Regions from separate parts of the Homo sapiens genome. Here region 1 is linked to region 2. Evidence: chromatin loops called from intact Hi-C (ENCODE). Cell type or tissue: ascending aorta. All regions are shown on one strand.

Region 1 (8,000 bases), 490 kb after region 2:
AGGTTGAAAGCAGAGAATCTGCTGGGAGATCTGAAATGGGATGGGCCTGAAGGCGGGCAAGGGCAGTGGAAGTTGGAAGGACTCCTTATGCCCACAGGTGTCCATGTAGATGCTATAGGAAGGCACAGACAAAAAAGCAAGATTTGAGCTCTCTTCTTGAGGGGCTATCAGATCCCTTTGTTCTAGGCTGGGAAATAGGAGCATCTCTTCCTGGACACTGAACATCTTGTGGTTTCCCTGACTCACTGTCTTCTTAATTCCCAGTATTTAATAAGCTCCTCCCTCTGCCTGGAACTCTTTTTCCACTTCTCTTAACAGTTCTGGCGGTGCCAGGTAAAATCCAGGACACTCAGTTAAATTTAAATAATGGAATTATTTTTAGCATTATTTGGGACTTCCTTATGTTAAAAAAATTATTTGTTGTTTATCTGAAATTCAAGTATAACTGGGCATTCTGTATCTTTATTTGAAAAATTTGGCAACCCTATTTTATTTTATTTTATTTACTTTTAAATTTTATTTATTTATTTAATTTGAGACAGAGACTCACTTGCTCTGTTGCCCAGGGTGGAGTGCTGTGGTGCAATCTCGGCTCACTGCAACCTCCCTCTCCCGAGTTCAAGCCATTCTGCCTCAGCCTCCCGAGTAGCAGGGATTACAGGTGTGCACCACCATGCCTGGCTAATTTTTGTATTTTTAGTAGTGATGGGTTTTCGCCATGTTGGCCAGGCTGGTCTTGAACTCCTGGCCTCAAGCGACCCGTCCACCTCTTGCCTCCCAAAGTGCTGGGATTACAGGAGCGAGCCACTGTGCCTGGCCTGCAACTTTATTTTAAACTTGTCAACTCCTGCTTTTACCCTAGACCCTGCCAGGTATCACTGCCTCCATATCTTCCCTGACAGCCCTATTTCCCCTTCCCCAAGGCTGGATTAGATGCCCCTTTTCTGTGCTTCCACAGCCATCTGTATGCACCTCTTTCATTTAACTATAATTGTATTTTCTTTCCCTCACCAGACTGAGGCTCCTTAAGGGCAGAGACTATGTCCCGTTCACCACTGCATTCCCCAGCTGGTATATAAATATTTGATGAAGGGAGGAGGGAAGAAAGGCAGGCAGGCAGGCAGGCAGGCAGGCAGGCAGGCAGGCAGGCAGGCAGGCAGGCAGGCAGTTAATTTCTTTGAGAAAGGATTACCTAGAAAAAAGGGTAATCTTTGTCCAGTGAAAAAAGGGTAATCCACTGGCATCCTTGTCCAGTGACCAGCATGCCCTCCACATGATCCCAAATACAGCAGTGAACATACAGTAGCCATTCAAGAATTGCTTGTTACTTTATCCTGCCAGTTAAGATAATTAGAATGCCTAGGTCTCCATGTGAGACCATGAGTTAAAATTCTTTGCAACCAGGTCCAGGAGCAGGCCAGGTTTTGCTCTGGGGGCAAAACCAAAGAGAAGTGTCCTAAATCTCCTTAACAAGAGAGGCCTGAAGTGGTGTGTCAGCAGAGGGGGCCTCTGGAACTAAGAGAGTCAGAAAGTCAGGAAGAGAACAATGGAGGGGGGCTGCATATGAGTGCAGGGGAGCTGATCTGAATGGATACTGGAGACTACTCGCAATGGGGCATACAGGAGTTACTGGCACTACAAGAGCTAGATGAGTTGGAAGCATTAAAGGTACTACTTTATGACCAGAGTCAAGCCTTGTTCCCAGCAACACTGAAGCACCACGACACAGGGAAGGTCCATTCTTCACCTATGGTTTCTCTCTACTCCATTAGTGTTCTTGTCCTCCTCCTATCAGATCCCCTTTGTTCCCTGCTACAGCCCTGTTGTCAAGGAAGGAAACTGTCTGCTGCCCTCCTTCACATAAAGGGTAGGGCCTCGTGCAATCATTTGCCTGCTAGCTCTTAGATCCACTCGCCACCCTTCTCCTGCCCTATGCTGAGTCTCATGGGCTGTCTGGGCAAACACTTCTCAGGCTCCTTATCCACAGGATGCTGGCTGAGTTCAGCTAATCAGAGACACTGGAGGGACATGGAGAGCAAGAGCTGGGAAGGCTGGGTGCGGTGGCTCACACCTGTAATCCCATCACTTTGGGAGGCCAAGGCAGGAGGATCACTTGAGGTCAGGAGTTCGAGACCAGCCTGGCCAACATGGTGAAACCCAGTCTCTACTAAAAAACACAAAAATTAGCTGGGCGTGGTGGCACACACCTGCAGTCCCAGCCACCTGGGAGGCTGAGGCAGGAGAATCATTTGAACCGGGGAGGCGGAGGTTGCAGTGAGCTGAGATCGTGCTGGGGAGAAGGGGTAGTAGGTGTGGCAGATGGTGGGGGTACTGGATCTGACCCAGAATGATAAGATAACCAGAAAGATAAGAACTCAGTTCTGAGGCAGCAGGTATAAAATAAAGGTGAAAACAATAGTTTACAGAGCTAACTCTTCTTAGTGAGGAATTACCAAAAACCTAGAAGTGGGCCAGTGCCCTAGTAAAATATGGCATTCTATTCTTTATGCCATGTTTTGTTTAGTTGTGATTCTGGGGCTGTTTGGGCAAAAGAGAAACTGGTCCTTCCTTTCTAATTTAGTTTTCCAAATGTACAGCACTTGTGTTGATGTCACTCAAAAATTGGGCGGCTTAATGATGCTTGTCTCCTGAGTGAGATAACCAGTCTACTGAGCTTAGTTTGGTTATACTCTAGTCTAGAGCCCAGTGTCTCTGACACGCAAATCACCTGGGAATTTAATGGGTCCGGGGTGCGACCTGAGATTCTGTATTCCTAGCAAGCTCCCAGGTGATGCTGCCGTGCTGATCTGAGCACAGTACTTGAAGTAGCAAGGCTATAGTGCAGACATGGGGCTTTCTAGGTGTGCCTTGAAAACATAAGTGGACGAAATAATATGGGGAAACAGTGGATAGGACTATGTTCATTGGGCGTCTTTACTTTGAGGACCTCTTAAGACTTGTTGCCTGCTCACATGTCTTGTGACTCCAGGAGGAACAATTACATGTAGTGGTTCCCAAATTTATTTAACCACAGGATCTTTGTTCCCATGTATCTGTATCTCAAAGACTAGGATTTTTTAAAAGTAACCTCCGGAAATGTTTTTCTGAGAACCCAACCCTTATGCCTTGCTCTCACCCCAAGACTGCAGGGAAAATGTTTAACAATGGGAAAAAGCAGGATACTGTGTTCTTGGCTTCAGAGCTGGACTCTTCCTCCAGGCGAAGACTTAAGTTAGAGAGATTAACAGCTCCGAAAACTACAGGGTGTGTATACCATAGCGGTTGGAGTAACACAAACCTAGGTTTGAATCCTTGCTTCACAACTTACTATGTGACCTTGAATCAATCATCTTCTCTGAACATTGATTTCCTAATCCATAAAATGGGGATACTAGTATATATCTTGTAGAATTATGGTGAGAAATAAATAAGCTGAATGCATGTAGAGGACTCAGTGTGTTGCCTAATACATAGGAAATGCCCGGTGGAGGCTCTAATTATTACGATGATGCAAAAATGTCACAACATCTCATATGCACCCCATTTTTTACTCCCGTTTTGTATTTCAGGAGAGAGGGAGAAGGGGATGGGGAGAGAAAGAGAGAAAGTGCATTCTGGCTTGGAAGGGAACTTATGCTTTGAAGCTGACAAGTATAATTTGTCTTGAGACTGCCAAGCTCTTGGGTTGAGCCTTCATATTGGAAAAAAGAGACAGGCGAGATTAATCTGGGGCCTTCATTACTTACTCCATCTGGCCTGGCTTGGCACAGCCCCTTCCCTCTACAAACTGATTACTCCTTCAAAAGCTTCAGCAGAGTGGTCCCTAATGGGTTCCGACGTGGCAGGAATGGGGCTCACACAGCACAGAGATAAGGGCCCAGCAGCAGGGCCAAAACGCTTCCAGTGCTACAGCCCAGATGCTCCACCACAAAAGAAAGCAACGAACTGAAAGGGAGCCAAGGCCCCTGGGCCAGGGTGAACCTCAGGATTCCCAGGAGCACCTGGCTCCCCACAGTGGGGAGCAGCAGGAGCCGGGCTGACATGGACCGGACTGGTAACGTGGATTATTTGACTGGGGCGAGTTCCAATGACCATGGGCGCTTTTTAATCTGGCTTTACAGTCACACTGGGGATAGGAAGGTGCTCCAGGGAAGAGAAGAAGGTTGTTGTTTTTAGACATTTGCTAGTGAAATCCTGCTGCGGAGGCTTTCTCACATTCCCTCCCCCAGCTCCTTCAGCAGCGCAGTGTGGGAGGGGGAGAGGGAAGGGAACCGATGTTTACTAAGCACCCACTATGCTCCAGGCACAGTGCCAGGTGCACAGTGCCAGGCACTGTTTGATTAATCATTCAGCACAAGCCTGAGAAATAGGTATTACTATTCTTTTTATTGAGAAAAGGTAAGGGCTTTGTCCTAAGTCACACGGTAAGTGACAGAGCCAGGATCTGAACAGGATGGTCTACCTGTGGGTCCGTGTTGGTGGTTGTGCTAGTCTGCACTCACAGCAAGTAGCAGCTGTGGGATTTGAGAGAAAGTATGAATAGGGAGAATCTTCCAAAGCACCAGGAGGTAGCAACTCTGTGGCCTGGGTCTTCTCTCCTAAGAGATTGTAAAATTTAAAAGCTGCAAAGGAGCCTTTGAGCCACTCTTGGAAAGAGAGTTCTTGAACAGAACACCAAACCAGATCCATCATTCGAGTTGGGGAGGAGGGTTGTTTATCTTGGATTGGGGGACTGCCAGTCTCTGGAACAAAGGCTCTGCTTCTCAGCTGCTTTGAACACACAGCTCCTTTAAAAACCTGGCCCTGGGACTTGGCGTCCACGGCTTGAGAGGTCAAGGTCCAGCTCGATAGCTTCCAGGGTCTCAGGGAAGTCAGTGTGGGAGCCTTGATGAGTCAGAGACTGCACAACACTGCCATCTCCTGGGAGCAAGGTCCACTCTGGCCTGGTCAGACAGAATCCCAGCTCAAAATACCTGACTAAATCATGCATGAGGCTCTCTACCACCCCAGGGAACCTTCTGTGGTCACGTTATGAATCAGGATTGCCTGTGTTTGTGTATTAGATTACAAAGCCTGTGGAGATCGAAGGCATGGGTTTCCAAGTCAAACATTCAATCGTTCATTTTTTTTTCATTTGACAAATGTTTACTGAGCACCTATTTTGTGCCAAGCACTGTGCTAGGCACTGAGTACATAAGGATGATCAACATAAATGGTCGTGGCCAGGCGTGGTCTCTCATGCTGCTAATCCCAGCACTTTGGGAGACTGAGGCAGGAGGATCACTTGAGCCCAGGAGTTCAAGACCAGCCTGAGAAACATAGTGAGACCCTATCTCTACAAAAAATAAAACTAGCCAGATGTGGTAGTGCACACCTGCAGTCCCAGCTACTCAGGAGGCTGAGGCAGGAGGATTGCTTGAGCCCAGGAGGTGGAGGTTGCAGTGAGTCATGATTGTACCACTGAACTCCAGCCTGAACAACAGAATGAGACTGTCTCAAAAGAAATAAAAATTTTAAAAAGACAAATGGTCCTTAACTTCATGAAGCGTATAGTCCAGTGGTGAAGATGGACTGTAAATAAGGAATTATCTCGTGAACAAAGAATGTATTCGTTACTACTGCAATGAGTGCTGAGAAGGAAAAGCATTGGTGCTGCAGGAGTTTATATTGGAGAGGAGGATTGTAGGGGGACCCTGGCCTAGTCAGGCAGTCAGGGAAGCCTTTTCTAAAGACATGACCTACATGCAGACAGCTGAAGGATGTATAGGAATTAGCTAAGAACAACATGTGAGGAGGCCATGAGATAAGAAGGAGCCTGGCCTGCTTGAAGAACTAAAAGAACGCCGGGCACGGTGGCTCACGCCTGTAATCCCAGCACTTTGGGAGGCCGAGGCGGGTGGATCACGAGGTCAGAAGTTCAAGACCAGCCTGGCCAAGATGGTGAAACCCTGTCTCTACTAAAAATACAAAAATTATCTGGACATGATGGCGGGCACCTGTAATCCCAGCTACTTGGGAGGCTGAGGCAGAGAATTGCTTGAACCCGGGAGGCAGAGGTTGCAGTGAGCTGAGATCACGCCACTGCACTCCAGCCTGGGTGACAGAGTGAGACTCCATCTAAAAAAAAAAAACAAAACAAAACTAAAAGAAGTTCTCCATTGATGGATCCCTGGGAGGAGGAAAACAGTAGTGTGAGGTGAGGAGATCACACAGGGCCTTGACTTCGAGCGTCAAGTGAAGGATGTGGCTCCACACTGGTCAAGTCTCTTTTTGTTACATGGAACTCATTTAAGTAAAAAGGCAATGTGCTGGTTCCTGTAGTTGAAGTTCCAGATATGGCTGAATCCAAGAGCCCAGGGTTTTCGTGGCGGGGCACAGTGGCTCACACCTGTAATCCCAGTGATATAGGAGTTAAGAAGAAATTATTTAGGCAGATAGTGAGGGTAAGGAAGTTCTCGGCAAGGTTTTCCTTTTAACGAAAAGCAGCCCCCAAATCATTTTCTTTTCTAACAAAGAGCAGCTTGTAAAATTGAGCTGCAGACATAGATAAGCAAGCTGGAAGACTGCAAGGGTGAATACCGGCAGTTGTGCCAATGGGAAAAGGCTACCTGGGACTAGGCATGTTCAAACTGTAGCCTTCATGTTCCCTTTTTGCCAGCCATGTTTACAGTAAGAAGCAGACAACATGGCGCCGGCCAAGTGGAAAGGCCATTTGCATAATAAGATGAGGATGGGGTGGCCAGCCTTCCCCCTTGCTATGTAAACGTCACGCCTGGACCAACTAATCTGTGAGCCTTACATAAATCAGATACCACCTCCTCAAGCCGGTCTATAAAATCTGGTGCACTCTGCCACAGGCCGGAATTCCCATTTGGGCCCCATCTCTCTCACAAGCCAGAGAGCTGTTCTCCTTTCTCTTGCCTATTAAACCTCCACTCCTAAACTCACTCCTTGCGTGTGTCCGTGTCCTTAATTGTCTTGGCACGAGACAATGAACCTCAGCTATTTACCCCAGACAACAACGATGGTTCACCAGCACTTTGGGGAGCCAAGGCGGGCAGATCACCTGAGGTCAGGAGTTCAAGACCAGCCTGGCAAACAAGGTGAACTCTCGTCTCTACTAAAAAAAAAAAAAAAAAAAAAAAAACAAAATTAGGTGGGTGTGGTGGCACACGCCTATAATCCTAGCTACTATGGAGGCTGAGGCAGGAGAATCGCTTGAACCCGGGAGGCGGAGATGACAGTAAGCCAAGATCACACCATTGCACTCCAGCCTGGGCGACAAAAGCAAAATTCTGCCTCAAAAAAAAAAAAAGATTTTATTTTCCAGCCAGATGTGGTGGCATGCGCCTGTGGTCCCAAGTACTCAGGAGTCTGAGGCAGGAAGATCACTTGAGCCCAGGAGTTTGAGGCTGCAGTGGGCTATGATGGTGCCTGGGTGACAAAGTGAGACCCCATCTTCTAAAAAAAAGGAAAAAATTTAAAAAGACTTTCTTTTCCACTAATTTATTATCTCTGCTTGTTTCTGAATTTATTAGTTTACCTCATTCTCTCCTGCACTGACAGGATCTGTCAATCTGGTAGGAAAAAAGAGTCACTGATACTCATCAGGCCTATATCCTTGTAACCTATGATTCAAAAAGAAGGTTATCCCTTTACCTTCCATTTGGAAAAAACATAATGGAAAGGCTCTGATTGGTCCATCTTGGTTCACATGCCTACTCACTGGCCCAATCACTATGTCCACAGGGATGTGGTCCAATGATTAGTCTACCCTGGGCCAAGTTCCTGCCCCTGTAGCAGGAATGGGGGTGGAAGGGAAAGGAAGGAAGGCACTGTGACTGACAGCCCTGGGGCCACATGGAATCTGAGAGGAGTTTCGCCCCAGGAACAGAGTGCTGATTATAGAAGAGAAATGAGGAAGATTGTGGGATATCCAAAAACACTGACAAAACAATATTATAATGAACAAAAAGCTATAAGAAACTATTGAAAAGTTG
Region 2 (8,000 bases):
ACAATTCTGTGAGATTCATATTACGACTGCCCCCATTTTATGGATAAGGACATAAGGCATTCAGTGGTTAAGTAGCCTGCCTAAAGAAGCACAACTATTAAGTGGTGATGCCAAGATTCAAATCCAAGAATGTCTGACACCAAAGTTGCAGAGCTTTCTGGGAAGAGGAGGCAGACTTTCCATCTGATCCTCAAAGGACTCTACATTTTAAAAGCATGAGGACCATTGATGCAAAAGTGAAATGCTCAAGGTATAAGAGCTCTCTGGTTTTTGAGTTAGACCTCACTCCGTTGATGCTCTGTTGTCTCTGCTAGCTAGTTGACTGGGATAGATGAACAAAACCTGTCCATGGCAACCTTCACCTGAATTGAGCATGAGAGCCCTGGAGAGTATATAGATGTAAGATTTCTTAGTACCTAGACTTGGCTGTTGACATGGATCTGCTTGACTCCAAAACCTATTTTCCTTTCTTGTGCATTTTACTGGTTCTTAGGTAAACAGTGTTAGAATTATGAAACAATTGACTCTACTCATAAATGGAAATGATTACATTTTAAAAGCTTAGAGGCCACAGCCATTTTGTTTTGGGAGGTTATGGACATTTTCAAAGACTACAGCTGGATTAAGTGCCTTCTGGCTTATGCAATCAAGTTCTAGAGGGAGTTTCAACCAATATTTTGCCACACTTGCTTGGAGTTCAGCTGCATTTCTCTGGAAGTGATTTAACTTCAGAAGCATTTCTTTTCTCTATAACGTAACTTTCTGATAGTTAGCTTGAATGTTTGGTGGTGAGCAGGGTTGATTCTGTGGTTGAGTTACTTTATAATGCCAATGGGAGAGGTTCTATTCTGCCTGGAAATAGACAGAACAGATGCCAGTAATTTTAATGTCAGCTTGAGCCATCACGTGCTCATAACTTGGGCTCATATATTTCAGTCAGCCTGAAAATAAAGGCAGTAGAGGCAAATAGAAAAGCACTGGGCTCTGCACCTGAGCAGACCTGGGTTCAAGTTTGGCTCTGTCACTTAATAATTTGTGACTTTGGGCCAATTCTGAATCTGAAGCCTCAGTTTTCTCATCCTAAAAATCAGACTTAAATTAGTACCTACTTCATAGGGTTATTACAAAGATTCTATTGAGATATTGAAGTACTTTAGTCCGTTTATGATGCCAATTTATAATATAGTCATTTATAGGACTTGTTTTTCCCAGAAGTAGAGTTTCTATAGACATTGGTTTAAGCTGAGGTTATGTACCGGGCAGCCTCCCAGCCCTCACTGTCAGACCTTCTCCACCCTGATGGATTTTATCCAGGATGTGAGCAGGGTGTGGGGCAGGAGAATGTATGCTAACAGGATGGACACAAGGAATACGAGAGCTGTCCAAAGAGCTACCTCTATAATCTTTGCTGGGATTCTCTTGCCTGTGTCCTCACCCCAGTTAATGCTGTGCATTGCTGGATCCTATAGCTTCCTCCCCAGCCCACAGTATCCTATGTTTGCACAGCATTTGCTTCATTAATCTATGTTTGCACAGCATTTGCTTCATTAAAAGAGCTGTAGTCAAAACACTGCTCAAAGAAATCAGAGATGACACAAACAAATGAAAAAACATTCCATGCTCATAGATTGGAAGAATCAATATCATTAAAATGGCCATACTGCCCAAAGCAATTTACAGATTAAATGCTATTCCTACTCAACTACCATTGATATTCTTCACAGAACTAGAGAAAACTATTTAAAAATTCACATGGAACTAAAAAAGAGCCCAAATAGCCAAGAAAAAAGAACAAAGCTGGAGGCATCATGCTAGCTGACTTCAAACTATACTACAGGGCTACAGTAACCAAAAGAGCATGGTACTGGTGCAGAAACAGACACATAGAACAATGGAACAGAATAGAGAACTCGGAAATTAGATTGCACACCTACAACTACCTGATCTTTAACAAACCTGACAAAAGCAAGCAGTGGGGAAAGAATTCCCTAGTAAAATAAATGGTTCTGGGATAACTGGCTAGCTATATGCAGAAGATTGAAACTGGACCCTTTCCTTATACTATGTACAAAAATTAATTCAAGATGGATGAAAGACTTAAATGTAAAACCCTAGTGGCTCATGCCTGTAATCCCAGCACTTTGGGAGGCCAAGGCAGGTGAATCACTTGAGGCCAGGAGTTTGAGACCAGCCTGGGAAATATGGCAAAACCTCATCTCTATGAAGAAAGACAAAAATTAGCCACGTGTGGTGGTACATGCCTGTAGTCCCAGCTACTCAGGAGGCTGAGGCATGATAATTGCTTAAACCCAGGAGGTGGAGGTTGCAGTGAGCTGAGATCACACCACTGCACTTCAGCCTGGGTGACAAAGCGAGATTCCATCTCAAAAAAAAAAAAAAAAAAAAAGTAAAACCCGAAATTATAAAAATCCTGGAAGACAACATAGGCAATACCATTCAGGATATAGGCACAGGCAAAGATTTCATGACGAAGACACCAAAAGCAATCAAAACCAGAGCAAAAATTGACAAATGGGATCTTATTAAACTAAAGAGTTTCTGCACAGCAAAAGAAACTATCAACAGAGTAACACAACCTACAGAATGGGAGAAAAATTTTGCAAACTATGCATCCGGTGAAAGTCTTATATCCAGCATTTCTAAGGAATTTAAAGAAAAACAACCCCATAAAAAGGACATGAACAGACACTTTTCAAAAGAAGACATACGTGTGGCCAACAAACATATGAAAAAAAGCTCAACATCACTGATTATTAGAGAAATGCAAATCAAAACCACAATGAGACACCATCTCACACCAGTCAGAATGGCCATTATTAAAAGGTCAAAAAACAACAGATTCTGGCGAGGTTGCAGAGAAAAAGGAACGCTTATACACTGTTGATGGGAGTGTAAATTAGTTCAGCCATTGTGGAAACCTAAAATATCTAAAGACAGAAATAGCATTTGACCTAGCAATTTAAATCCTGGGTATATACCCAAAGGAATATAACTGATTTTATTATAAGGACACATGCACATATACGTTCACTGCAGCACTATTCACAACAGCAAAGACATGGAATCAACCTAAAGGCCCATCAGTGATAGACTGGATAAAGAAAATGTGGTACATACAATATACTCCATGGAATACTATGTGGACATAAAAAAGAATAAGATCACATCCTTTGCAGGGACATGGATGGAGCTGGAGACCATTATCCTTAGCAAAGTAACACAGGAACAGAAAACTAAGTACCGCATGTTCTCACTTTTAAGTGAGAGCTAAATGTTGTTCTCATAGACACACAGAGGGGAACAACACACCCTGGGGCCTTTCAGAGGGTGGAGCTTGGGAGGAGGGAGAGGATCAGGAAAAATAACTAATGAGTACTGGGCTTAATACCTGGGTGATCAAATAATCTGTACAACAAACTCCCATGACACAAGTTTACCTACATAACAAACCTGCCCTTGTACACCTTAACTTAAAATAAAAGTTAAAAAAAAGATCTGTACTCATCAGTTATAACAATAATAGTAATTTCTGGTTATTAAGTACCTGTGAGGTGCCAGACATGCTATCTCAAAGTGTAAAAAATATCCCTTTTAAGTACTATTCTTATCCTTGCCTTATGGATGAGAAAATAAAAGGTTCAGAGAAGTTAGTTATTTGCTTAAGATCTTGTGGCCAGTTGACAGCAGAGCCAAGATTTGTAATCATATCTCTTTGTCTCTACACTCTTGCTCTTTGAAGTGTATCAGACTACTTTCCAGAAATAAACTAAGAGAAAAGTGTGGCTGGAAAGGTAAGCTAGGCCCCGATAGTATGGACTTTTGGGTGGCAGGATTTTGGTGGCAAGAATTTTATAACTTGAAACTGGGCCTTCCAGGTTGGGAAATCATTACACTCAAGGGGGAGCTAGAGCAATGCCAGAGGATGAAATCAGCTCAAGAGAATGAGAGAGGAAAAGAATGTCAGAGGATGCTCCCATTAAGGGAATTAAAAGAACTAGTGAAGGAAGTGTGGGAAGCAGATAGGAGGAAAGTCAAGGGGAAAAAAAAATATATTTCAGGATGGTGGTTAAGAATATCAAAGGCTCCAGAGAAATTAAAGGGGAGGAAGACTTGGCAAAGGTCACTGGATTAAATAACATCACTGGTGCTTCCCAAGAGGCCCATGTTAATAGAATGGTGAGCTCAGAAGTGTTGGGAGACAATAGCTTTAAGGAGTGAGTGGAAAAATTATCGAGGATATTTTAGCATGAAGTGTGGTGACATTTGGTAAGAACAGCAAATTAAAAAGGGTAGCCAGACTCCAGCAGGGCTTTTAGATGGAAGCATGTTGCTGGCAAAAGGGACAGGGCCAGAGAATGTAATCAAATTTCAGTATATTCAGCAACTACTTTGGCTGGAAAGGAAAACGGAGAGATGAATTGTCTGGAAGTGAAAAAGGAGAGAAGCTGGCAAGAGATGAGGGTAAATTGAGAAGTAAAACACAGCCATCAGCTTTGGAAAGCTGGGCCAGTCTTGCTTTCTTTCCCCTGCGATGTTCCTTACATCAGCCAGGAGCTGCAGGAGTTCGACTCATGGGGGCTGTCCAGGCTTTGGCTGCATCTCACACCCCTGGCCTGCCTTGACTCTTCCTCGCCCCCATTCTCAGACTCCTCCATCTTTTTTTCTTTTTTTGAGATGAGTCTCACTCTGTTGCCTAGGCTGGAGTGCAGTGGCATGATCTTAGCTCACTGCAGCCTCAAATTCCCAGGCTCAAGTAATCCTCCCACCTCAGCCTCCCGAGTAGCTCTGAGTATAGAGATGCACCACCATGCCTGGCGAATTGTGTGTGTGTGTGTGTGTGTGTGTGTGTGTGTGTGTGTGTGTGTTTGTAGAGATGGGGTTTCCCCATGTTGCCCAGGCTGGTCTTGAACTCCTGGGCTCAAGCGATCTGTCCAGCTTGGTTTCCTCAAATGCTGAGATTACAGGTGTGAGCAACCATGCCCCTCAGACTCCTCCATCTTTTAACCTCTCTGTCTGCCTAACCTCCAGGCAGGTGAGGAGCCAGGAGGCCTGGGCTGAATGGGACCCATCCTGTTCTTGAAGGGGAGACTCTGCCCCCTCCCTGCTCCCACAGTAGCACATACCACAGCTTCTCTCCCTTACCCAAGCAAGCTTACAGAATGCTGTTTTCCAGAGTCATACCTGGCAGGGGATGTAGGGGCAAGGGAAGGAGAAGCAAAGGAAAAGAAACAGAGAAGGGAATTTAGAGTTTCCAGGCTCCTCTGAGAAGGTTCAATTTCTGCTGTACTAAAAGAAGAAAAAACAACCTCACTCAGATTGTAAAATTTGTAATGCAATATAGAAAATCCTGCTTAGTTTAGGCAACACTACAGTACTCGTTAGAGGATTGAATGGCTTCAAATCTTTGGCTAAACAAAATAACAGGAAAATAAACAGTCTTATACTTGAATGCAGTCTACTTCTTCTCCTGAACAGCTGAGAAAATTGAACTGCAAAAAGCTAGATGGCTTCTCAGAGTCACAGAGCAGTTGGCATGGGAGCCAGGACATCTCCATCTTCCTGATTGTTCGGCGTTAAGGTGCCTCTCTGGTCCACTGGCTTCCTTTGCCCACAGATCAGAAGGAAACTCATGGCTCATCAAAAGCTTTTACTTCCAACTGCACTGTCCTACCTCTCTGGGGACCCAAGCCGGGCCTCGTCAGCCAGTCTGTCGGCAGCTCCCTATTGTCCTCTCTCAAGGGTATCAGTTTCTAATCTCCCACAGGAGCCTCTTCTTCTCAATCCAAACACTCAGGAGAATTTTAGCGGCTCAGCAAGTGAAGAGAGATGGAAGCAGAGAGTTTAAACCCTGAAGGGCACATTCATTTGGATAAATAAGAACCCTAGAGTCTCTGACTTTTGAATTGGCCAAGGGGAAAAAAGAATAAGGCTAGGGCAGACTGGCTTCTATCCTTCATTCCTTTTTCATCCTCGCCTCCAAATATTCTTTTGATTTTGCTCTGGTGGAGTGTTTGTTTTCAGGACTTTTCTTTGTTTCTTTCTTATGTGTGTCCTTTCCTTTTAGATTTTATAGGTACATGTAATATTTATGTGTCAGTGACCTTCCAAAGCAGTTTTAGAGATTTTCTGTTTACATTTAGGAATTTTCTTTAAGGTCTACAGAGTCCTTTGTGCTTTTTCCAGGAAAGGCACTCAGTAAGAACCAAAACAAACAATTGAATAACTCAAATTTGATCGGAGCCAAGTCCCTTAGAAGTGTAAGAAAAAAAAAAGTTAGCATTTGTTTTTGTTGTTTCCTTTCCCCTCCCCAACCCATTCAAATATTTAAGCCATTTCTACTTCTCTGGTTCAGGAGTTTAAGGCTAAGCTCTAAGCCTCATAGTGGACAAATCTTGACACTGGGAGATTTAGCAAGGCACACCTCAGAAATGATCCAGAAACTATGAAAACAATGTTTACTTCACCCAGTCTCTGGGAAAACTCATGCCAGTATATTTCACATTTGTCTCTGACCATGAAGGATGGGGAACTATTATTGCTCTAGCCAAATTGTACATGTCCCTGGCAGGGCTAGGGCTACATCATTCAGAGACTGCCATGCAGGCCCCTTAAATATTTGTCAGAAGCCAGGAGAATGCCTGTGGTTACTCTGAAGCACAAACTGACCAAATGGGATCACACTCAGTTGCTTGCCTAACCCTCCCTCCTCCTTCCCAACTTGATCTGTTCTGTGAAAAAGTTATCACGGATTCTGCAAGAGCAAGGGCCAGCTCTATTTAGAAAAGGTGAAAGATCCTGTATTCACATTTTATTGCTTCTAATAACTAGCTCTTGGACCTTGGGGAAGTTACTTAGTCTGTTTGTGTCTCAATTACCCTGGTTGTACAATAGTAATAATAATACCTGCCTTATATAATAGCTGTGAGGATTAAGTGTGATAATGGATGTAAAAGCTCCTGGTATTGTTCTTGACAGTTTGTATTCATCGATATATATATTAGCCTTTTTTCTATTTATGCCACAAAGCTCTCTGGAATTTCTGTTGGAGATCATGTGATATAAAACAAACCTCCACTAAAAATGTAATTCAATTGCAGATTAAGGCTAACCCACAAAATTGATAATTTCTAAAAATGGAAATGATTCTTCCATGGTTCCTGCCCTGGCAATGAGGAGTACATCTTTCCAGGATGGTGGCTACTGCACCAAACTGCCGTCTGCTGTAACCAAAATGATCTAGGTCTCTCCCCCGCCCAGAGTTCTGGTGTTTCTAAGACTTCTCAACATTTACCAACAGAAATGAAAGGGAAAGAGTCTCATGGAACAATGACTCTTACACTAGAAGCTTGAAGTCATGAGCTAGGTAAAAGTATCTGCCAGGTCAACTAGGTGAATGTGTAGCAATATTAACCCCCATCCATTTGCTTTCACTACTTTTATAGTAGCACTAAGTAGTAAGGATTAAATGTGATATTATATAAAATGCTATAATATATGTAAATCAGCTAGCTAGAAGCTGGGATGTCAAAAGAGTTGAATCCCTACCCTGCCCATCCTCCAGGCTACTGTGTGAACTCTATGGTCTTCAGGATTTGTAGGGTTTTTTTTTTGTTGTTTGCTTGTTTTTAATGATAAAAATTCACACTCAGCAAGAGATCAGTGGTTTTGCTGAATACAGAATATATACACTGAATTTTTAGCATTTAAGGAATTCCAAATCCTATTAATAAATATGACTTTATAATAGCAAAAATCTTTTCAAGATTTTTTAGATAAAAAAAATTTAAACAGTAAAGCAGAAAAAAAAATGAGGGCTCTGTGTCAGCCCAATTACGCTACTCCATTTATTAGATAAGAGGATTAGTTAATTTGAGTGTGAAGACTTTTTTTTCCTAAAATTTTATTAAAAGTGATGCTTCTCCTCTTTATGAGGATCAAAAGAATAATACAGTTACTAGTCCACAGGGAAGATAAATATT

Evidence for each region. A loop is a pair of places that touch in the nucleus more often than their neighbours do. Peaks named below come from ENCODE experiments on the same cell type or tissue, not always from the same donor. Only the 100,000 strongest peaks of a DNase experiment are listed, where the experiment ranks them.
Region 1: it touches region 2 in a loop (2.3-fold over the local background); 5 of 110 quality-filtered maps call a loop at or near these places.

The regions. Positions count from the first base shown.
Region 1 is chr1:63,671,508-63,679,507 of GRCh38, reverse strand. The region is part of intron 1 of LOC105378771 (a long non-coding RNA gene); the gene reads right to left. Among named protein-coding and RNA genes, the nearest start is that of PGM1, 82 kb to the right of the region's middle. RefSeq lists an enhancer at 4,041-4,542. In ascending aorta, a CTCF peak has its summit at 4,933 (motif pointing left); a DNase peak (open chromatin) is centred at 4,897; H3K27ac peaks cover 2,242 bases.
Region 2 is chr1:64,160,109-64,168,108 of GRCh38, reverse strand. The region is part of intron 8 of ROR1 (receptor tyrosine kinase like orphan receptor 1); the gene reads right to left. Among named protein-coding and RNA genes, the nearest start is that of UBE2U, 40 kb to the left of the region's middle. In ascending aorta, a CTCF peak has its summit at 3,925; a DNase peak (open chromatin) is centred at 6,618; H3K27ac peaks cover 3,899 bases.